3 separate regions of the Mus musculus genome follow, and all the other regions are linked to region 1. The links are chromatin loops, found by intact Hi-C in ENCODE. Cell type or tissue: left cerebral cortex. All regions are shown on one strand.

The links. Hi-C counts contacts between places; a loop is a spot of excess contacts. Peaks named below come from ENCODE experiments on the same cell type or tissue, not always from the same donor. Only the 100,000 strongest peaks of a DNase experiment are listed, where the experiment ranks them.
Region 2: a loop joins it to region 1, with 6 times the contacts of the local background. A loop is called at or near these places in 3 of 42 quality-filtered maps.
Region 3: a loop joins it to region 1, with 2.3 times the contacts of the local background. A loop is called at or near these places in 3 of 42 quality-filtered maps.

The regions. Positions count from the first base shown.
Region 1 is chr1:38,726,048-38,734,047 of GRCm38, reverse strand. No RefSeq gene overlaps it. Among named protein-coding and RNA genes, the nearest start is that of Gm34596, 99 kb to the right of the region's middle. In left cerebral cortex, a CTCF peak has its summit at 3,450; a DNase peak (open chromatin) is centred at 3,678; H3K27ac peaks cover 567 bases.
Region 2 is chr1:38,424,630-38,432,629 of GRCm38, reverse strand. The region is part of intron 4 of Aff3 (AF4/FMR2 family, member 3); the gene reads left to right. Among named protein-coding and RNA genes, the nearest start is that of Aff3, 200 kb to the left of the region's middle. In left cerebral cortex, no CTCF peak of the experiment used is centred here; DNase peaks (open chromatin) are centred at 3,163 and 3,464.
Region 3 is chr1:38,634,439-38,642,438 of GRCm38, reverse strand. Gm34596 (a long non-coding RNA gene) reads right to left here. Exons shown (of 5, transcript XR_373334.2): 3 at 6,693-6,785. Among named protein-coding and RNA genes, the nearest start is that of Gm34596, 7.8 kb to the right of the region's middle. In left cerebral cortex, no CTCF peak of the experiment used is centred here; no DNase peak of the experiment used is centred here.

The DNA.
Region 1 (8,000 bases):
TCTTGCTAGAAAAAAAAATCTGCTCGGCCTCAGGGGGATTTGTCACTGAGGAGAGAAGAGCATTAAACTGTAGACTCAGCCTGTATTCACACACATGTGTCAGTAGCCCCCTGACATGTCCCTCTCCACAGCTTTCTGTATTTCAGATCACAGAAGGAGAAGGTGCCCATGTCCTTCCACCATAGAACGAGGTACACTACACATAGACATACCTCTCCTCTCCTCAGTGAAGTGAATCTAGGCGTCCCTCAGGCACTCCTGTGAGGGATGTTCCTAATCAGATTATCTGGAGCAAGAAGACCCACCCTTAATCTGGGATACCCTTTCTGGTGGCAGCCTGCATAAAAAGACATGGAAGAAGGGAGCTTTGCTTTTTCTTTCTTTCTTTCTTTCTTTCTTTCTTTCTTTCTTTCTTTCTTTCTTTCTTTCTTTCTTTCTTCCTTCCTTCCTTCCTTCCTTCCTTCCTTCCTTCCTTCCTTCCTTTCTTTCTTTCTTTCTTTCTTTCTTTCTTTCTTCCTTTTTTTTCTTTTTGCCTGCTTGCCCTTAAGCTGGCTGACAAGTCCATCTATGCTGTTGCTGAGGTCTTCCTCTACTGGAGTCAAAGCCAGCTGCTTCAGGATTCTCATGTAGATGGAAGTTTGGCAGCCACTCAGGAAGCCTCCTGGACTCCAGTAGGTGACAGGCTACTGGGACATCCAGCCTTGTGGACTGAACCACTGTAGATTCTCAGCCTCTTGGTGTAAAACAGCCAGACTGGACTACCTAGATGGCTTCCTGTAAAACAGTCTAATAAAACCATTTTAACATATAAGTATTTTTTTTTACCTGTTTTGTCCTTTGGAGAACCCTGAGTAACACGGTGGGTTTTGAAAAATCGTCATTTAGCAACCAGCATGGCGTGTGTGTATTGGGCCAGCTAAGGAGTTACTCATTTCAAGGAACTGGCTGTGACTGGATAATAGCAATGGGAAAAACTGGTAAATTTAATGTATGCAAAGCACGTCAGCCTTTACCTTCACCAAATGATCAAATTCATATTGCCGACGTGAGACAAGCTGTCATCCGGTACCCTGAGGACAGTGCCAGCCTCAATCCCTGGATGCAGTCTGGGTTGTTTTTGGGCTTTTTGTTTTTTGTTTTTTATCTTGTGTGACACCTTTTAAAGAAAGGCTACTATCCAGGGTCCCAGGGGTCCAGCATCCCGAAATGCAATGCGGTCGGCACAGTGCAGAACACAGAACAGACTGCTGCCGAGCTCTATATCACAGAGACGGCCCAGACTCTGCAAGCCTCATTTTCCTCATGGGAACAAAGGCCAGATTCACACAAGGCACAGGCCATCTCATTTATTCCAACTCTGGATCACTTAGCTGCCTGGACCTTCCCTTCCCACGATGTCGTTCAGTGAAGGACGGTAGGCCCTCTGTAAGAGCCGCAGACCTCATCCCATCAACAAAGGGCTTCTCCTCTCTAACTGAAGACTAATGGCTACATACACACCAGGCACGACTTTGGGATAATGTGTTTGTAGTACCATCTTGCTGTGGTCTCTCACTCTCTTGCTGGTTTTGAAAAGTCAAGTTACCATAAATGTGTGGGTTGCTTACACTGGGAGGGATCTATGGTGACCTCTAGCTATGAAGGCAGACTCCAGTATATAGCTTACAGCTATAGGACTAAACTCTATCCAGAAAGACAGATTTTTCTCCAGTCAAGCCTCAGATGAAACCTTGACCCTGGCTGATAACTTGACTCCAGCTTTATGCAACCCTAAGTAGAGAGCTCAGCTAGGCATGGCCTACATCATACAAGCTCCAGGAGACTAGATAGATCATTTAAGCTGTTGGATTTGTAGTCGCCCTAGGAGCTGTCTTCAAATGTATCTTGTATGGTAATGTCCTTATCTGTGAGAGATGTATTCCGAAGTTCATAGGAAATTGTTATACCTACATTTTGTCCTGAATAGACTCAGCAAAAATAAAACTTTATAATGTACTTAAAGAGATAGAAAGTCTATGTGACAAATTTTTAGAGCCTAGATAAAGAATATGTAGGAGCGATTACTCTGAAATGTTGAGAACAAAGCCCCGTTTCCAGATCACGTGATGTTCTATTGTCTGGAACACTATCACTACCCATACCTATGTGCCACAGTTACAGAAACACCAAAAGATGAGGAATCCGTCTCCCGCTTCCAGCATCTCCCCATGGATGATCCTCAAGTCTGATGTCAGAATAACTAACATGATCACAGGGTTTGGTTCTTAATTTCTCATGTGTGCTGCCTCTCTTCATTTAAAGGGGGAGGGCAATGTACTTTTATTTTATTTTATTTTTTGGTTTTTCGAGACAGGGTTTCTCTGTGTAACCCTGGCTGTCGTGGAACTCACTCTGTAGACCAGGCTGGCCTCGAATTCAGAAATCCACCTGCCTCTGCCTCCCAAGTGCTGGGATTAAAGGCATACGCCACCATTGCCTGGCCAGCAACGTACTTTCAACATACCATTTCCTATGCTTTCTTGGAATTCAGAGGGAAGTTCACCTTTTTCCTAGTCTATCTTTTAAAATGTGGAATTTGCACTTGGCTGTTCATGCCCCTGAGTCATTTGTACTAGTGTGTGGTGGGTCCAAAAGTCAGGTGGGCGTGCTGGGGAGGCTGGAGCAGTGCTGGGGAGGATGGAGCAGTCCGTTGTCTGCAGCGTTTTCCAGGAGAAGCGTGTGCTCATTGTTTTGAAATGCATGATTCATATAAAAAGTGAATTAGGTTTTAGAGGAACCAGGCCACTGGATTCAACGGCCTGTAATTATGGTGAAGATTTGGACGACCTATTAGCATAAATCCCCCAAAGAATGTCATCTAAGAGATGTGCTTTGGACAGTCCCCAAACCTTAACCAGGGTATTATGCAAATTTTGCCTTGAGGACTGTGGAGCCATTCTAATATTGAAGTCATGTTGACAGGATGATGGGTACTGGATAAACCACGGAGGTGTCACAGTCCACAGGAGAAGCCCTTTGTTGATGGGACGAGGTCTGCGGCTCTTACAGAGGACCTACCGTCCTTCCCTGAATGACATCTTGGGAAGGGAAGGTCCAGGCAGCCAAGTGGTCCAGATTTGGCACAAATGAGATGGCCTGTGCCTTGTGTGAGTCTGGCCTGTTTTCCCATGAGGAAAATGAGGCTTGCAGAGTCTGGGCCGTCTCTGTGACGTAGAGCTCGGCAGCAGTCTGTTGTGTGTTCTGCACTGTGCAGACTGCATAGCATTTCGTGATGCTGGACCCCTGAGACCCTGGAAAGTAGGTATTGGCCTCTCCACCTATTTGTGAGCCAAAAGCCAGCAGTGTTTTTATCATGGAAATAATTCTTTTCCAACACTTGGGTTCCCTGATAACACCTTGGAAGGTTCTTCCTTTCTGTTCCTGAACAGATGATGGCATTGTGGTGCCTCTATAGGAAACAAAGAGCCTGCAGCATCTTCCGTTCTTTGCTGGACTCAGACACTGAGGGAGAGCCTAAGGTTTGGAGTGCTGCTTTTTCCGTCCTAGATGAAACCGATGCATGGTGTAATCTCCCTGTTTCCTAAAAGAGAGATAACTGAAATCTTGCATTTAAACTAAAAAGTGTTCCCTCCTCATTGAAATTCAGACCTGAGCTCCTTCGAAGCCTCCTACCAGCCAATCCACCCCAAGCTCCTTCTGGAATTCTAGAAGCAGCCATCTCTGGAGAGAAGTTTTCCATCTGTCTCCTTATGAGACTAAGCTGTTAGTGAGGTTTCGTTACATCTGCCGTTTTATGTTAAGCTGTGATTTCCCCCCTTCTTTGCTGGATATCAAGAATTCAGTAGGGCTAGTATAAAAATAGGATTGGCACCTACTGCTGCACACTGACTCTCTTGACAGCAGTGTATTCTGGAGGAGGCTTATACTGACTCCCAAACTGTTTCCATGCTAAGCTTGTCCTGAATATTGGCTGTTGTTATTGATGCTAACGCTATCTTTTGTCAGATCGTGCATGCATGTGTGTGTGTGTGCGTGCTCATGTGCATGCACATATACATGTGTGGTATGTGTGCACAAGTGTGTGCTTGTGCACATGTATGTGTGCATGTGTGCTTGCTTAAAGGCAAAACTAGGAAACGTGTTTGAGTCCTGTACATGCATGTTGGGCTTGGGTGTTTATTCCTCAAGGGAGGAAGGTGACAGCAGAGAACTTGTCCTGTCACTTCACTGTGGCCGTGTGCTCAGGGCAGAGCTTCGGTTTCTGGCTAGGTAAAATTTGACAGGTTGTTATTTAAAACAAAAGGACACATAAACAAAGTAGCAGACAAAACAGCTGCTGTTCAATACTATGCCCTCCTGGTCCTCTGGGACAAGTGCTGTAGAGTTCATGCCGGGTTAACCAGAGTGAAACTTATCAGGCTCAAGTGGGGAGGAGAGCTGGGCTTCCCAGCTGACTTCCCTGTCTCCTGGGCTGGGCTTCTGCTCACTAATATTTTGGGGTGTGGGGGGGCAGGAGGCGAATCCTGGCATTCTGTCCTAGTGAGACCACAGCTAAGGACAGCACCCATGGAGCAGGAGGATAAGCTGGACATGCAAGTGACAGCCAGGATGCTCTGTGGCTGGGCACAGCACCAAAGCCCTGCACTGCCATTCCTGTAGTTAGCTAATCTTGTTTTATGGTCTCCTGTGCAGGAGCCTGGGCAGTCACATCCTGGTGTCCGAAGGGCTGGTAATGTCACCCAGAGGGACGCTTCTGCCAAGGCAGCAGGTCTTGGTCTTTCCCTCTCTTCTTTTTCAGAAATATCCGCCAGACACAGAGAGGGAACGATCAGTGTCTCTTACATAGTAATTAAAGTATCACTTTTGACAATGAAACTGGATTATCCCTCAAAACCCTTGCTTGCAACAGTAGTGATGAATGCTGTTGTTTGTCGGAATGCCCAAATGGTAATCCCAGCATCTCCCCACAGTTGTTCATTTGCTCTGCTCCTTTGGAATAAACAGACTTATCTTTCTTGTCATACAACACTGTCTCTAATTTAATGGAGATGTTATTAAGATAAAATCTCTATTCAATCCCATATTGTACCATATTAACACACACAATTAGTAACGCCTTCTCAGTTATGGAGAGAGATGACGGCTGCTTTTAAGCTAAATTACCTTTATCATGGCAGCACGTGAAGAAAGCTACAAATATTTACCCAAGTGTATGTTAATTCTTATTTAATTTCAACGCTGCTTTTATCAATCAAATTAGCCAATGAATTTTATTAAAGGGAATGTTATTACAGAGCAGACCTCCCCAAACTGGATTCCATCTGCTTTTATTTATGTAATTTTGATGGTTTCATTTTCTCTTTCATTTCATTTCTAATTAAGAAGAACACGTGGAAAATTGAACAGTTGGGTCTAATTTTGGCAGTATTTAGAATAATTAGAACTCTGTTCTTGTTAATATAAAGATTGTCAGTGTTGCAACTGCAGGGCCCCGAGTTGTGCTTTTGAGCTCTGCTCCACATGGCACCTTACAAAGACTGTCACCATCCAAAAAAGGTGGCGAATGGGAGATTGCATACATCACCTCTGCCACCTCCACCACCTCTGCCACTTCCACCACCTCCATTACCACCACCACGATCACCACCACCGCCAGGTAACATTTTTGTTTTTGGTTATTCGAGACAGGGTTTTTCCGTGTAGCTTTGGCTCTCCTGGAATTCACTCTGTAGACCAGGCTGGCCTCAAACTCAGAGATCTGCCTGCCTCTACCTCCTGAGTAATAATAAAGGCATGCACCACTTCTGCCTGCCATCCAGGAAACTTTTTAATGTTTAATTAAGTGTGCACATGAGTTCAGTGCCCATGGAGACCAAAGAGAATGCAGGCTTCTCTACAGCTGTTGTTATAGGCAGTTGTGAGCCACACATGAGGGTATTCTAATCCTTTCCAAGAGCAGTACACATTTCTTTAAACTTATCTGAGTGTTTTGCCTGCATATATATGTCTCTGTGCCACATGAATGCCTGGTGTTTATAGAGGCCAAAAGAGAATGTTAGATCCCCTGGAACTGGGGTTACAACAGTTGTGAACTGTCCCGTGGTTGCTGGGAATCAAATCCAGACCTCTGGAAGAACAATCAGTACTCATAACCACCGAGCCATCTCTCCAGCCTGATTATAGATTTTTACAACACAACTAGCAGTCTGACGGAATTGGGGACAACAGCAAGAACCACCGTTAACCAGGGTCAGTCTCCCCGAGAAAGGCAGAAACCTTGCTTCTACCAGATCTCTGGAATTCTCTAAAAGTGACACACACGTTCAATTATTTTATGTAAATGAGAAAGACTGAAATCAAGGAAACCTCTTGGTTGAAGAAGTTTCTAGACTTTCTTGGGTTCAGACCTTCTGGATCTCCACTTTCTGGACCTTGTTCTAGGTAAGCCCTACACACAGCAACAGCATCGGTGAGGGGTAGTATCACCTAGGGCCATTGGGAGTGCTAGAATTTGGCATACACTAAGTTTGTTCCTGACCTCTGGAAACTTACAGGGAGGCAAAACTTAGGCTCACACTTCATTTCTTGAGAGAAATTGGAGAAATGTTGTCAAGTGCACTCAGTAAGCAGGTGGCCCTTGCTTTAGGGTCCTCAGCAATAGTAGTGTCGCAGTATCCCTGCAGGCATTAAAGTGTACCCCATACTTTGGGGCTGTCTGGGCACTTCTGGACATTTATCTGATGGGAGTTGTGCAGAGCCTAGAGACAGTGGGTGAGCTAGGCTGCCCCTTCAGTTCACCCCTGTCTTGCCAGATAGAACACTGTTAGCCGCATTCTTAAAAAGACCCAGGTTCTGGTGTGTGTGTTCCTTGGTCGGTTCTGCCAGCAGCAACTGACCAATGCAGATGTGGATGCTTGGAGCCAACCATCAGACTGAGCTCGGGGACCTTGATGGGGTAGCTGGAGGAAGGACTGGACGAGCAGAGGGGGATTGCAACCCCAAAGGAAGAACAATGCTCCCAGAGACTAGACCACCAGCCAAGGAGTGTACAGGAAAGGATTCAAGGCTCCAGATGCATATGGAGCAGAGGATGGCCTTGTCTGACAGCAATGGGAGGGGAGGTCCTTGATCCTGCAGAGGTTTGATGTCCCAGCATAGGGGGATGCTGGAGTGGTGGGGCAGGTGGGTGGGGAAGCACCCTCATAGAGGCAAAAGGGAGGGGGGAGAGGTTGGATGTGGGATGGGAGGTGTGTGTATGGAGGGCTATCCTGGAAGGGGGCTATCATTTAAGATGTAAACAAATGGAATAATTTTTTTTAAAAGACCCAGGTTCATACCCCAGCAGAATAAAGCAATGCGGTGCAAGATTTCATCACCCCACTCAGAGCAGCATATGTTTCTTACGAATCATTTCTTCCTGAGTTTTTCCATCGGCCATTTTTCGTTTGACCACAGCGTGACTGGAGCCTTTGAAAGCAAAACTCTGGACAAGCAGGGACTGCAGTAGTTGAAAACACTACATTGTGAAAACTATCAGAAAACTTTTTAGATTGGAATTTGAATTATTATCTCTTATTCTTTTCAAGTCAAACACATCTGAATATATTGGTGAGAGAAAGATGAGGAAATGTCTGTGGCTGAAAAGAAATGATATCTAGCTCCAAAAAAATCAAAATGGGCCACCTCAGAAAGTCTGCTTTCTTCTCAGTTGCTCCAGAGGTTTATAATTTAGGATCCTCAAAACAGCCAGGGTTGTATTTTTATCAAATCAGAAACAAATCATTTGAATGTGGTCCATATGGACTGATAATACAGATATGCCTCACTGTGGCAGAGGCAACATTCCTCCCACTGAGAGATGGCAACCACCTGAGAGCTGGCTAGCTGTATGACATTGATTTTGTAGCAGTCTCACTTTTCCTCAAACCAGCACTTCACCGCCATGGCTGATTCCTAGACTATGGAGGCTGGCCACTTATGCTTAATCTCGGTGGAGACCA
Region 2 (8,000 bases), 300 kb after region 1:
GTTACTTTGTATCTTGATGTCATTTCACATTTACAAGAAGAGTTACAAACATAGCCGTTTTGTACAGGTACAATAATTTTGACTGTTTGCTCTACAGACAGTCATTCTTTGAGTTCCCAAGTCATGTCAGGACACTGCTAAGTACTCAGAGCCTCTAATGAAATGCTGTAGTTTGTGCATGTGAGCCCTACACACCTTCCTATACAACGTCAGACCTCTCTGGGTGATTAGGATCCCATGCAGTGTAAATAGTTGATATAGCTTTGCTTTGGGAATAATGGTAAGAAAACAAAACAAAAAACAGGTAGGCATACTTATATAAAAGAATTTCACTGCTGTAGTTAGTTGAATCTGCAAACTTAAAAACCTTGTAGTTGTGGCTGTCTTTGCCTGGGCTGGCCTGCTCATTCCCTTGTTTTCCCACTCCACCCCTCTGTCCTTCCCTCCCTCCTTCCCTATGTCCCTCCCTCCCCTCCTCTTTCTCTCTCTCCCTCTCTCCCCTTCCTTCCCTTCCTCCCTCTCTCTCCCTGTCTACATGTATATGTGTGGGGGAGGGGTGTATATATAATCTATCTGTATATCTATCTATCATCACTCTGTCTCTCTGTCATTTCTAAATAACAAGTGTGTTTTCTAAGGTCAATGGCCTTCACTTTTATAACTACCAAGACTGACCATATTACCCCCGGGAAATGTAACTGTGATCTTCTGCTGTTGTATCTATTAGGCTTTCTCCAGCTGTCTGAGGTAAAGGTTCTCATACTTCCCCACTCCCCATTCACCAGCTCCATGATCCAGAGCGCACACTTCAGTGAACTGCATTCTTTGGCTTTTGGTTACAAGAAATATCATCCTAAGTTTGTATTTTATTCCATAGTATATCCATATTTGCCTTTATCTGAATATTTTAAATTTTAATATTGGAGTACTTTAATATTTTAATTTCTACCAATAAAGCAAGATTAACAACAACAAAGAGTCATGATTTTCTTACCTCTCTAGCTAAAGAAAGCAGATGTTCTTGTCCATATTCACCGTTTCTGAAGTCCATGCTGGGCAGGAGAGGGCTTCTGATATCCATCACGTGCTAGGCCCAGTGATACCTCACCACGGCCTTGCTGTCACATTTTGAGATCCCAGATGAATTTTTCTTCTACCCACTTTGGGAGATGGGCTGCACTTGCAGTTGAAGGTCACTGACTCTGTTCTCAACCTTGGGAGAGTCAGTCTAGTAGACCTAAGAGCTCAGAGCTTGTCAGTCAACCGGTTGAACCAACCAGAACGAAAATTGGCTAGGGTGGTCCAGAATCCAAAGGCAGCCACAGTTTGGTTGGACCTTTCCACTCCAGCACTGCTGTTTGAATTGGCAGGAGTGCAGGACAGGTGTATAACCTACTCCATTGGTTATAACCTCTCTCACTAGTGAGGTGCTTGCAAGCATAATGGGGAAACTTACATGTCAGTTCTGCCAGCGTCTCTGTGCCCTATTTAGGGCCAGCATTCAGACCCTTTTCCTTATCTTGTCCTTTAAGGACATCAGCACCTTCTACTCTTTCTGAGTCTAGCCCAGAGAAGCATTAATTCACAGTGACATTCTTGAGGTATCCAACTTCACCTTCAAATTATCCCACAAAAGCACCTGACCCCATGGGGGTGAATCTTTAATGGTGTCTTTTGACTTTAATTGATGTCTGGCACACACTGGGTCCTGGCCCTTGGTTCCACTAATGTCCCACTGAAATATCACACAGTTGCCACCATCCTAGCATGAAGTCAGTTGTGTGTGTTCAAATGCTTTTTCTCTACCATTTCATAGAGTAACTAAAAGCTAAGTTTACCTCCAGGAAAGTGGCCGCAATGTCCATGTGAAGTCATTGACCGTGGGCTCCTGTGCTGTAAGGACTGAGTTCTAGTTATTGTCCATCCCCTCCTCTCCTTGGACGCTTTGCCACCCCGCCCCACCCACCACTGGAGGGACCAAGAGGTGGTGCTCCTCTCATTGGACGCTTTGCCACCCGACCCCGCCCACCACTGGAGGGACCAAGAGGTGGTGCTCCTCTCATTGGACGCTTTGCCACCCGACACCACCCACCACTGGTGGGACCAGGAGGTGGTGCTCCTCTCATTGGACGCTTTGCCACCCGACCCTGCCCACCACTGGAGGGACCAGGAGGTGGTGCTCCTCTCATTGGACGCTTTGCCACCCGACCCCGCCCACCACTGGAGGGACCAGGAGGTGGTGCTTGAGGAGATGCCATTTTTGTGAAGGATCCTTGCTGAGCTTTCAGAAGTAGTGTTTCAGTAGAAAGCTATTATTAATACATTCTGTAGAGAATTTTCTGGGAAGGTTGTTAATCCAGCCTATCCTACAGAGAGTATTTATGGTTATGGGGTCTACTTGATGTGGTATACATAATTTAAGGGAAAACTCTCAGTTGAATGAGCCACTAGGTATGGCAGATTCCACCTGGACGTTTAGAATGCAGAAATTAAAAATGGCAGACAGCGAGATGGCTCAGTGTGTTCTGTCTCCAGGATCTGCATGGTAGAGGGGGGGAAACTGACTCCTGAAAGTTGTCCGTTTCCTCCACTTGCATGGTTGGATGCTGTCACATGTGAACCGCCCCCCCCCCCCGCCCCAACACACGCATACATCCAAAAAATATCAAAATGTCAAAATGTACTGGGGCAAGAGGATGCTGGCACGTTGGCATGAGACAGCTTCATGACAGGAGAGTACTTCATACACAGAGAGCGGGCTGAGCTGATATGTCTGTCCCGTGTGTTTCTTTATCATTAGTCAGAGCATCATAGATAGTCCTGATCTAAAGGCTCAGGAAGCCAGAGCGGTTCAAGACGGACACCGCCTGGGAGCTCTCTCCACGCTTCACTTTCTTGTCTCTTTCATTAAAACAAAAACACCAAAGCAAACAAAAAGCAACCCAACCCCTTGTCCAGAACTTTCAAAGTGACACAGGCCCCTCCTCCATGACAGTGCCTCCCGGTCAGGACACACCCCCTCAGGGCAGCACCTGTCAGGCACCCCTCCTGGGTCCCCCTTTCTCCCTTTACTGGCCTGGTGTTGAGCTGAATTCGAGTGGGCTGCAGCTACTGTGAGTGCTTCAGATGTGGGCCTCTCTGTAGACTACGGAGGCATGACTAGCAGATGCAATTAGCTGGTTGGATTAAAAAGGAGGAGGAAAAAAAACCCAACACCGAATTAATTATTGCCCTATTCGTTATCAGCACTGGGAACATTGGCTACTGTTGAAGTTTCTCTGTAAGGCAGGAAGAGGTGGGAAGGTTAGAAATTAGAATTTAGGATTTTTTTTTTTTTTAAATTTCTGAAGGAAAGAAACCCAACACACTTTCCAAAGCTGTGAAAGCGTTCTCCTGATCTGGTGGATCCCATCTGTGCATTTTTCAGTGACATATTTGAAGTACATGAGCTATAGTCAAAGGACCTTACAAAAAAGAAAGCAAGCAAGCAAGCCGTGGGCGTTAATGAGAGGGCCCAGCTTGACAGCTGTGAGGCAAAGCTAAGCTGAGCACACTCTCTCCGTGTGCCCACCTGTCCCTGGGGCATGATTAGTATGCTCACACTTCCTGAGGAAACTCTGGCATTCTGAAGTGTCACCCAGAATCCAGAAGACGCTGTTGGCACATCATTCTGTAGCAAGGGAAGTGGCCCTGACTCTGACCTCTGGACCACCCATTGACCACAGTGGGACTGGTCGGGTGAGGGTGAGCTCCTCTCTGTCTACACTGCCAGGGGTGGGAGGATCTGAAGAAAGAGGAACCATTAAAGAAGGCTTTACCCCTGAGGTTCTCACGTGTTCCAGGAGCTTAGCGAATGGCCTTCTCTCCAGGCTTGCAGGGAAAGGTGATTGCCTGCCACCTTCCTGGAAACTCAAGCCCTAGGAAGATGGCCTGGTAGCTTCCAGACTCCTGGCGGCTTCTTATGGACCTGTGATACCTGTAAGCTATTCTTGGTCACCAAGTTTATTCAGTTTTAAGTAAGAGTAAATGCTTGAACATGGTTCCATAATGCAGACCCTGATATTTGGGTTCATCCTCCTGGGTATATGTTAGAAGTGAGGACTTACAAAGGTTAGTGGCTATGATGCCCATGGTGGGAGTGCCTTCAGTTGCCCTTGCTTTTGTTGACTCCAGTACCATAATCTGTTGGCAGTCATGTGAGGTCCCCTCTTACAGCACAGGCATCTTACCCTAACCATCTTTTCTGAAGATGATGTCTTCAAACCTGGCTTGTCAAGTCTCCTGAAGACTCTGAAGCCCTCTTGAAAAAGTATTGTTTTTTGGTTTAAACTATCCAGTGTTGGTTTTGTCGGCTTCTCTTGGACGCCATACTGAGCCATGTTGTGTTTTTCTTAAAAGAACTGAAAAACTGTGTGGCATGACTCGTGGGTGCTCACAAGCTTCTGTGAGGGAAGGAGCTTACGGCTTATCTGTCACATATACGGCCAGTGTGACTGACTGAAAGCTCACCTCTTGCCTTAAACTCTTCAGCAGTCAGCCCGTGATGTGTCCAGCCTGTCGGAACTTTAATTTCTGGCAAGTTCTAAGTGTTGATGAAGTTGCCCATCACTTGGAGTTCTGTTGCCTCTCTAGTACTGACTGATGCAGTAGGTCTTCAACAGACACTTAGGAGTGAATGTCTATACTGCCCAATATTGGCTCTAGCTTTGCCTGTAATGTTTTCATAGAATTATTCTCATCTATTATCTATAGTGAAACCCTCAAGTTATAAGTATGTTGTGTCCTTTCGTTGTCACACGCTACAGTGGAACACTCTCTTCACACAATGACAAAACACCAGGCAGAGGCAACTGAAGGGAAGAAGGATTTATTTTAACTTGTGGTTAAGAGGTGACACATGAAGTTGGCCGAGGTGGGAAGATGTGGTGGTAGTGGGGGCATGAAGTGGCACATGCGATTATCAGCCGTACACAAGCAAAGACAAGTGACCTCTGTGCTTTGGGCTTTCTTTCCCTTTGAATTCAGCCTGAGACTCTCGTGGAATGATACTGCCTGCATCCCTCAGGGTTCTTCTTTCCTCAGTTAAACTGCTCTAGGAAACACTCTCACAGACCCACACAGAGGAGGGGTGACTCCCAGGTGACCTTAAAGTCAGTCAAGCTGAAGATAAAAGATGGCTGTCACAAGCCAGGCCCTGTTACCTGCACATCCAGACATTACATCACACCAAATAATATCTAGAACCTAGTATACCTCTCTTCTCTTGGTCTGGGGTAGGCCTGCCCCCCCCTAAATTTTTGATCTGAATAATTAATCAAATTAAAGATTTCCTCAACTTTGCTTTACTGCTGGCTCACCATGACTTGCCAAGCTTCAACCCCTGTGTTACTGGGGTTGCATCATGGGATCTAAAGTCAGGAGCCACTAATATGGATTCTGTTTCATTTTGTTGGATTGGCCCATCAGCTTAGGGAGGTCTTTCTGAGTTTCATTCTGTCACCCGATATATGAATTATCTGTGGCTAATATTAGTAGTTTTCATGCTTGCATAAACAACTGTGGATTATTCTACTCTTAACAGACCCCATTGTTCATTGGACAAAGACAGCCGTTGTTTTCCTTTCCCATTTACAAGACCCTACTCAGAGAAGCTGTCCCATTTCCAATGGCTAGAATGGCCCATAGTTGCCCCCTTCCCCATCAAGTGGTGGCTGGGCCACAGTGGCTGAGTTTTGCCATTTGGCCCTGGGGTGTTCTATTTATCCATTCCACTCAGCTAACTTTCATTTAATATGTCACATAGCTCTTGCTTCACTGTTTGGTTTCTACTTCAACACATTCTCTGCATCATGGGCACCCCAAATTCTGTCAGGGGACAGTAAAGCAATAGGCAACACTCAAGGCACCACGAAGTCTTCAACTGAGAAAAGAAACACATGACTCCACCTATTTGCTTGATTTGGAGTTTCTTTAGTGATGCTGAATCAGCTATCAGTTAACAACACGAGCCGGGAGTACTATTCCATGTCTAGTGAACATGGAGCTGCGAAGCAGTGCTCAGGCAGAGCCCACAATCTGTCCGTCCCCCCCCCCCCCCATCACTGGGAGAATCCCCATGAACTAATACTTAATTAGGTTTCTCAGCACTTACTTTTGGTTGGGTGGTTACCCATTGAACAGTGATTTTAGAGCCTACATTGTAAGCGATTTTGGAGTCTACAATGTTACATTGTAAGCTTCATGTAGAGCAGCTAGAAGCACACTGCCCTAGGACAGTTGGACATAAGACCTTGACAAGTTGTCCATAGCAATTATCTTGAAGGACTAGATGCCCAATACACAGAGACCACCCATAGAGATGAGTTATCGGCAAACGCTGCATCAGGACCATTTTATTTTCCTCCTCCTAGAAGCTGGTTCCATAGACTTGAGGTTCCGAGTAGATAGGCTGCTAATGTGGACATTCCTCATATTGTATCTTGTGCCCACTTTTGTCATTTCCAGTGCAGAGTTTGTTCCGCTCCTGTGAAGAGGCAGCATCTTTGTAGCATGTGGATTTCAAACAAGAATGGAGCATGCACGTGTCCTGTTCTTCACCCCTCACATCTGTCCTAATTTGGCTTCAGGCTGCTCAGCTAACTGTCAGCCGCTCATACAGTGTTACCACATACCCTTGCTTAATGATGCTCTTCTTTGTGTGCAGTCTTCTTTAAATTATATTTATTGTGTCTGTAGATCAAAGCATAACAAACAGGTTAGTAGATAGCTGTTTAGTGTTCCCTATAATGTTGTCTGCACAAAACATAAATTATCACTGGACTCCAAATGTTTATCAGCATACCTAAGTCATACTTGTATATATTTAGGATACTTCATGTAGTAGTAAAGAATTCTAGTTAGGGGGGTCTTTGAAATTTTCTCTGATGATTTAGTTTTTATAAAAGGAGGTTTAAAAATGCACAGGCTGATCTGACTCCTGACGTTTGTGTACATTAAATCAGGTGTCATTTAAATTCACAAGCCAGCTGAAGGGGCTACAGTTACAGCGCAGAACTGTCACTTCTACTTGATAATAGGTATCCTTTCAGAAAAAAAAGAGCAGTTATTAGCTTAGTTTTGTTTTGCTTTGTTTTCTGAAATAGACCATTGCAAAAACCCAGGGCAAGTGCTGGAAATACCAGCCTTTCAGCGACCCCACTATTCTCCTTCTCAGCCTCTTGATATTACTGGGGAAGAAAATCAATGGCCGTACAAGATGAGTGCTGGAGTCTTTACTGAGCAAGGTTGGATGCTGTCTGGAAGGATGGATTGGTGCTAAATTTCTGTAGCGCCTTCGGTGGAAAACATCTGCTGAGATAATTTATTGAGAGTTCTATTTAAAACTGTATTTATTTTAATAAAAAGTACTTGTGATACTAGTTTTCCAAAATAGGGTTGTGGGATTGTAGGAAGTGCTTAAAGTAGTGTAGAATGACCAGAGGAGTCTTTTTAATTGCCACTGTAGCTGTTTAAAAGACCAAAGTTGGGAAGGGGAAGTTTTTGGATTCTGGCTCTAGATTTTAGTTAAGAAGAGAAAATTGAATGCGTGTAGTCACAGCTTCATCGGATAACTTTTCTGTATCTTAGCCTTCAGCGGAAGGACACATCAATGGGTTTGAAAAATCCACACTGTGGTTATAAAATACTGTTTTACACTCAGCTGTTACACAGGATAGAAAGCATGAAGAACAAGATAGGATTGTATGATTCCTACCTATGTCGTTTGGGACAGCTTCAGGACTACACTGTGGAGCCCTGGGAGAGACTGTTACAGTGGTGCTAGGTGTTTCTAACCAGCCCTGAGACACTGGCTGAAGACTGGGTGTGTCTAACCAACCACAAACACTAGACTGAGTGTGTCTCACCAGCCTGAAACACTCACTGTCTGAAGACTGGCTGTGTCTAACCAGCCCTGAGACACTGGCTGAAGACTGGGTGTGTCTAACCAACCACAAACACTA
Region 3 (8,000 bases), 92 kb after region 1:
AGCCTTAACTGTGTGTAAAAAGGAGGCTAATGAAAACCCCTGAAAACAATTAGTCTTTGTAGAAACTGAACCACGGAGGTAACAGTCTCAGAGTCTCTGCCAGGCCCTGTGCTCCAAGGCTACATGCAGGCAAAGCCAGACTTTCCCTTAGTTAGAGCTTGTAATTGACCCCAGAAGACAAGGAGGTATTCCCATTGGGTCCAGTGGTATCTCCTAACCATTGCTAGGACTTGGAAGCATTATCACGCAGGAATTCCTAGCAACCCAAGTTCATAGCCTATGAGTGTTTATTTTGGCAAGTATTACCAAATATTTAAATAGCTTGAGTACAATAAGAATAGTTGTCATTAAGTAGGCACTTATGCTAGATATGTCTTTGCAATATTATTGCACTCATTTGCCAATAAAGGAGCTATAACCATTAGCTCAATTTCAATATCAATGAAGGGAGAATGAGAAAGTTGAAGCTACTACCTAAAGTCACCCTGCTGTTATAGGTTTGAAACAGCCTGGCTGGGTTTGTCTCCCATTCTCTCAGCCAATACACAGGATGTGCACTGCCATCCTGTTAAGGAAGAGCCCATTGCCCAAGTCCAAACAAAACCTTGCTGCTTTTCATGGTATATGTTCATGTATTGTGTGCACTGAAGAGTCATTTCTAAATAATTGGCTTAGGAAGGCCAGGAGGACCTAAAAATCGAGTAAAGGGGGACAGAGACAAGCTCAAAAAGAGATCAAGGAGAGTTATTTGATAGTTAAAATCCCCAATCCCAGTTTTGGAGCAGCCCAAGTGGTTGGTACATGCTGTTCACGATTTCTGGAGCCCTGAGGCTAAGGACAAAATGAGGATCTCACTAAGAAGAAAACATCGCCCCCACCCCCACCCCCACCCCCACCCCAACTCACCTCTGACTCCTGAAAGTGCAACTCTAGGATAAATGTGAATTTCAAAGAACACACACTCATGATGAGAAGTGGTGCAGTTTAGCCTCACCCCCAACGCACAGAAAAAAGCTGGTAAAATTGTGAAAAGGCAATACCAAGTGGCTAATGATCCTGACTACCTGGCAGGACTGGATATCCTCTTTGGAGAAAGGAAACATCACTGTAGGCTTTAAATTATTTCTGTAAACTTTTGCAGACACACTGCCAATCACATCCTAAAAATAACTAGACATAGGAGCTAAGGAGATATTGGTAGAAGAAACAACATAAGAAAAATAGACATCTGTGGTTCCAGATAAAAGAAAAGGAACTGTTAAATCCATGATTACTGTGTTTATAGCACCCAAACAGTAAACAAACAGTAAACAAACAAACAAAATACCCCCACAAAACCAAGAAGCTCATATGAACAACACTGGCCGAAAGGCAAGCAAGAGCAAAATGTGCATACTTTTAACACACATGGCTATTTGACAAAATTAAATATATGTAGGACGTTTTAACACATTATAAAGTATTAAAATGATAGGTAGAGGCATACTCCTTAATTAAATGCAATTGAACTGTAAGATATTTTCAAAAGGAAAATTAGGAAAGTCTTTATTTGGAAATTACAAAATATGCTATAAATGATCCATCTGTCAAAAAAGTCACAATAGATATTAGAAATGATTTTACTTTCAACTAAACGGTGACAAAAATGTATACATCAAATCTGCACCTTGGGGCTGGAGAGGCAGTTTGTCAGTTAAGAGTGCCTACTGCTCTTGTAGAGGACCTGGGTTCAGTTTCCAGACCCACACAGGCAGCTCATGACTGTTCCTGAAACTTCAGTTCCAGGGGACCTGGCACTCTCCTCTGGCCTTTACATGTGCCTGAACATGAAACGTATAAACTCATGCAGGTACACATTCATACACATAAATAAATTTAAAAATCTTAAAAATGTGCTCAAAGAAAAAATAAGTATAACAAAGAAGGAGGAGGCGGAGCAAAAGGAAAAGAAGAGTATGCATCAGTAAGACGTACACTCCATTAACCACTAATAGAAAACTGAAGTCATGTAGTCTATCTTTTCAACTAGCCACATAAAAATTTTCTCCCTTAAAATTCACCATCAGTTCATGATTTCGATAAAGCAAGTAAATAGATATAAATTGAACAAACGGGCAATAAATGGAAATTTTCTTAATCAGATAAGAGTTCCCCAAAAGAACCACACACATCCATAACACTAACTAACTTAGTTCCCTGGTTTCACTCATGCTTGTGATATATTCTGTCCCCTTACCTCCTCACCCTTTCTTCTTCCCTCCCAACCTCTATCAATATTCCTTCCTTCCTGTCTCCTCAGACCCATGGGTTCTGTGTTCTGTTCTTTTGATTTATTTTGCTTTTGACCCATTTAGTTTCGCTAGTACCATCCGAGTGACTATTGTTCTAAACCTATCCTTTGGAGCCCCATGGGGGTTCCTGAATGTACACACTGAAGATAGAGGCTCTTGCCTTTTCCCGAGTCTGGCTATAGGAAGTAGTTTAGTAGGGAGGTGTGTGGTCTCCTGAGTCCATTCCTCCCCGGCTCTGGAGGGGCCGCTCTTGTATAGACCCACTACAGAGTCTGCGATTGCAATGACTGTACACTGCCCAGGAGATGGCACTTCAGGGCTCTTCTCCCTGTCCTCCAGATCCTCCATTCTTTCTACCCCATATTCCAAATGTTTGCCTGGCTTTAGAGGGAGTAGTATAATTGTCTTCCTGAGTGCTGAACATTCCCCTGGCATTCATTCTTAGAGCCCTGTAGAGTCATGAACCTCTGCATTCACTAAAATTCATTAGAAAAGAGAACCTTCTCTGATTAAAGCTCAGAATGTCTATGGATACAAATATATAATTAGGAGGCAGTTCAGTGCTGCGTCAATTTAGTTAAAGAGAAGAATTAAGTTCCCCTACAAGGCTTATGACCTTTCCTGCATGTTTACAGTCCCACAAATGGATGCGCTCCTGTGGAGTGAACCCCAAAGCCAATCAGAGAGTGGCTGATTATCCCCATAACGGTTTTGCCACTATTGCATAAGTCGGCACACCTTGCCTCATGCTGTTATTGTAACCACGGGGCTCGCAGCTGGGTAAGAGCATTTGATGCCTTGCTTTTCCCTAGCTGCTTACATAGTGCCTTCTGGAAGCTTCCAGTTCAGCGCTAGCTGGCAAGAAGGAAGCTTCCGGATCGATGCTACCTTGATTTCTCATCCAAGTTGTGTGGTGTCTTCAGCAATGGGGTGTTAGCAACTCGTTTTGTGGGTAACCAAGAGGAACGTAGGCAAAAGCATGCATTGTTTGGGAGTTCCCTAGGGTCTCTCTGATTGATAACTCATAAAGAATATTTTCCACACATGGCACTGGAAGCCTTATAATTTTTATGGCCACCATCATGGTTTGTCAAATGTGAGTTACCAGCTAGTAAGTAAAATAATAATAATAATAATAATAATAATAATGGAGGTATACATCTTCCAAAGAAAATAGCCAACATTCACAGGTGGCATTCTCCTACTACTGTACAGATAGAAAATAGATAGACTCTCAGAATGAATAGGTCAATTTAATCAAACACCTAGGAAGAAAGTCTATCTGATATTTAAATAATCTTTGCAACAAATCACTAAACGTTTCAGATATAAATGAAAGAGAATCCAAATAAACAGAGGCATACCTTGCTCAGATACTAGAAGACCCAGCATTCCTAATAAGCAATCCATATACTCAAAGCAATTCAGTTAAGAGGCAAACGGACCTTTGCTGAGTGCCTGTCTGTAACTTGAGATGATGCTTCTGAAACAATGGTGATAAACAAAGCGTAGGGGCTTGACATAGTCTAAAGGTAAACAAGGTGAACATCGATGCCTCTATAAGTCAGTGGGGTTTGATATGATGGGACAGTGACCAAAAGCATATAGACAAATACACCCGTGTAGCAGTAATTTGGCTAACTGATCTGTGCTCCTGATGATTGCACTTGCCCAAGAGCTATCTGGATTCGTGAATGAAAGACACACACACACACACACACACACACACACACACACACACACACGGCAGTTAATTTTAAATATGCCTGGTTAGTTCAAAGGTTGGGCAGTTCTTATTCTTCCTCCTGCTAGCAAACACTCCTCTTTAAAATCTGTATTTCATCTCTGCTACCCCAAACACAATTGGGGAAGTGGCCCGTGTGGCCACTTTCCCTGATTCTAATACATTGGTGGGCCTTTAAGTCTGGTCTTTCTTCTTCCCATCATGGGGATCTCTCCTCCTTCCTCTCTTCCAGTTCTCAGCCTGCACAAATTTAAAAGTTCTCTCTCTCTCCCCCCACACCCCCCACCCCAAGCCATTGGCTATTGGTTGGCTATTGATGATCAAAAACCAATTGGGGACAGGGACCTTCAGTGTTTGGACGTGCAGATTCCCAATTAATTCAAAACATTAGAACCAATCCCCAAAGACCAGTAAAAATGGAGCAGTCACTGAAGATGAGGCCTGAGAGGAAGGCCAGAAGGCTGGCTAAAAATGCCCGACCACTTCTGCATGATGGTTTCCCCCAAGACAGGGACTCCTCAGATCAGCGCACACAGATTAAGTAAGCGTCTTGGCGTGGGACAGGCCACTGGAGATTTGTCCTCCAGACAATTCTAATCTGCAGAAAGACTTGAAAGCCACCTTTCTCAACACACACACACACACACACACACACACACACACACACACACACCTACCTCACACCGTACACATGGCTTCCTAAATCATTATGAGTAATGCTATTTTAGCATTTTAATTTTTATTTATTATGTTTGTGTTTGGTGGTGCTGGAGATTGACCTCAGAACCTCACACATGCAGCTCACACCACGTCTGACACCAGCCTGTCCTTATAAGCCATTAGGAAGATGTAAACTGTAACAGTATTCTATCACAGGCTCCCTGACATCCCATGTAAATGCTTCTGTCTTTCTACCAAATCCCATTCATTCTTTACAGTGTTTCCGGGGCCCCTCCTCATCCCAGTCTGACCAACTCATGATTTTCATGCTACATAGCCATTTCCCCTTTCCTCAGTTTCTCCACCTGCATTGCTGTCATCTTCTTGTTTAACAAACATAAAGTGACTTTTGAGGATTTTCATTGAGAAGAGAGTGGAAATGGAGAGCACTTAAACTCGGACCTACCTCTTTCATTATATCCTGTTTTTGTTTTTTTTTTATGACTTGTACTTTTCTAGGTGTCTATTAGCAATATAATCAAAAGTAATGTCATCATGGAATGAACCCAAGGCTAGAGGGCTGGCATGGTGCTGAGCTCTAAGTATGCTGTTGGGGGGTGGGGGGTCCTTAGGACACCAGTCTCCAAGGAGCCAATGTCTTCCCATTCTGTCAGTGAAGAGATGCAAGAGCAGGAAGATGTCACTGGGGTGCCTCAGCGTGGGGCAGCTGCCTGGGTATGTGACCTAGGCAGTTAGAAGGATCCTGTCGTAGTTTAAAGCTTGATGCCAACATTTTAACATTCCTCCTAATTTATGAGCCAGGCTCTGTACATTTTTATTTTTGCTGTAGGCTGTGTTAATGAGATGGCCAGCCTTGAGCCTAAAGGAAGGAGTTTGCAGACTTTCTTGATTTTACAACTTAAAACAAAGCCCTAAAACAACCGCCACTTTTCTAATGCTCGTCAAACACTTTCTCGGGTTTCTCAGAAGCCATTCCCTCTTTCAACCCTCTGTTGTCTCCAAGGCTTTGGCAGCGCTGTGCTGTAGAATCTCTGATGTTTGTTTCCTGTTCACTTGCAACATTTTTTGCAACACCAAAAAGAAAAGTTTCCACCACTTGGCTCCTGTGTCTTGTCTAGTCTTGGAGCTGTCTCTTCTCCCTTATTCTCTGTGATGCCGCACTTGATATATACTAAGATCCATCCCCTTCCCACACCCCAGGCGACATTCTGATCATATAGAGCCTTCTCTGTTTGGGGGTACACGGCAGGCTTCTTTCTGGCCTCTGATGACTGTCATGTGCTTTTCCTTCTGCTTGGGACACTCTTCTATTGTTATGAGGCCCTGTTCGCTTTGGCTTTTGTTCCATTAGATCAACACGGATGTTAACTTTGAAATTAAAACTCCCCAGAAGAGGTCTCCAGTGGCCACCCACCCGTTCTTTCTCCTATGGCACTATAGACACACTGCCTAGCAGACAGATAAACGCTGCAGTATGCCATGCATCTGGCTGGTTCGCCTCAACTCCCCCTCCCTTAATTCTTGATTTGGATACAAATTAGCTATTCTTTGAACATAGATTCCCCCCTGAGTAGATGTACCTCCTCATCACAGTCTGAGTACATTATAACATATAACACAACAACATCCAGCTTCCTTGGTGAGAACGTACCATCCTTCTTATGGTGGTAAGCTTTAAGTTGCTTCTCTGGCTTGATAAACATTTGCTCAGTTCAAGGATGGGCAAATGAATAAAGATGTATGGGCACAATCCTTCTAACTGAAGTAGTTTGCTTCCCCCCCCCCCTTTTATTTTTTTCAAACTTTGAACATCTCCTTCTTTCCTTTCTAAACCCATCACTTAACACACACTAGGCTCTCCACGCTTGTTTGGCAAATCAATCTCTGAAATGACTCGCGTGGTCATTCAGCACTCCCTTGGGATCTGACCCTATGCCCTGTGCTTGGGAAAGCATTGATGTAAATACAGCTCTTACCTAGAGGCTGCATTCCTCCAGGGGCGGCGGCTTGTGGATCTCACCTGGGATTCTTCCAGGGCCAAAGGGAAGAGATTCCCTTTAGGTTACTACCTAGAGAGCGACAGACAACAATACCAATTTCATAAAATTGTGACTGCGCTGGGCAGAGAGAATTGTAACAAGTTCTAGAGAAAGAGGTGGTGTTCTGAAAGGTCACTGGGTCTGTCCTCAGAAACCCTGCTTTTGTGGCTTCTGCAGATGCTCTTTAACAAGGGGCAGTCTCCTCCTACAGTCTCCCTCTTACTCTCTATTGTGCTGCTCCTCCCTTGGGACCATCATGGGCTCAGGTATCTCCCTCCACAGTAGTTTCCTGCCTCCCTATCTTGTGATGAGCATTTTCTCCCTGAGGTCAAGCTCCAGCTGCTGTCTGAAGCTCTCTTCTCCCAAGAAAACAAGAAGTTGGGGATTCTCTCATTCCTATGTCCAGTTCTGTTTCTTTGTATGACATCCTAGGGGACCTCGCTCTGCCAGAGTCCTGAGTAGATCATAGGAGCCAATCGACTCAGTATGTGGAGGATTGGCAGAAGGACTCCAGGGAGACTGGATGCTAAGCTGGAGTGCTTACTGTAGTCTAATGATGTTCTAGGAAGACACAGGGAGATCAATGTATGGCCCATAAACACAAGGAAAAGTGTGGTCCTGGTCAGGCTAGAGTGCTTTTGAAATGGTTTGAGGGGGCTTCGGAGAGAGACAGCCCCCATATCATTAGAAACGGTTTGCCCCAAGGCTGCAGGCAGTATTGATGTGGAGGAAGAGATGCCAATCACGTAGGAGCTACAGAGAGCTGCAATGGGTTCTCTTTCCCTTGTAAGCTTCTGCAATTTCATTACAGGGTTCTAACCCTGTAATGCAGTTTAAATTTCAAAATACTGTACTTAATTAGCTGTTTCTCTAAACTCCTTCTGAAGTAAACGAGCTTCATACAGTGGTAATTAGTTTATTGGTAGAAACAATGACAACGTCGGAAGCGCGCACATTTTTGTGAATGCGGCTGGAACACAAGAAAGCCCGACTATTATTATTCCTTTGCTGTTTTCCATGACTGCCATCTTTTAGTATCCTTGTGAGGATGTAACAATAACTTAACCTGGTTAATAAATAATGTGGAAATAAAGAACAGCTAATAATACGGAATATTCCACAAATGCTGGAGCCAGATTAATCAGTCTCCAGACAAAGGGGCATAAGTTTCTTATTAATTAACATTCTTACAACTAGAATGAGCCCAGAAGACACGGTTATATTTAAGGAAGCCATCGCAGTCTC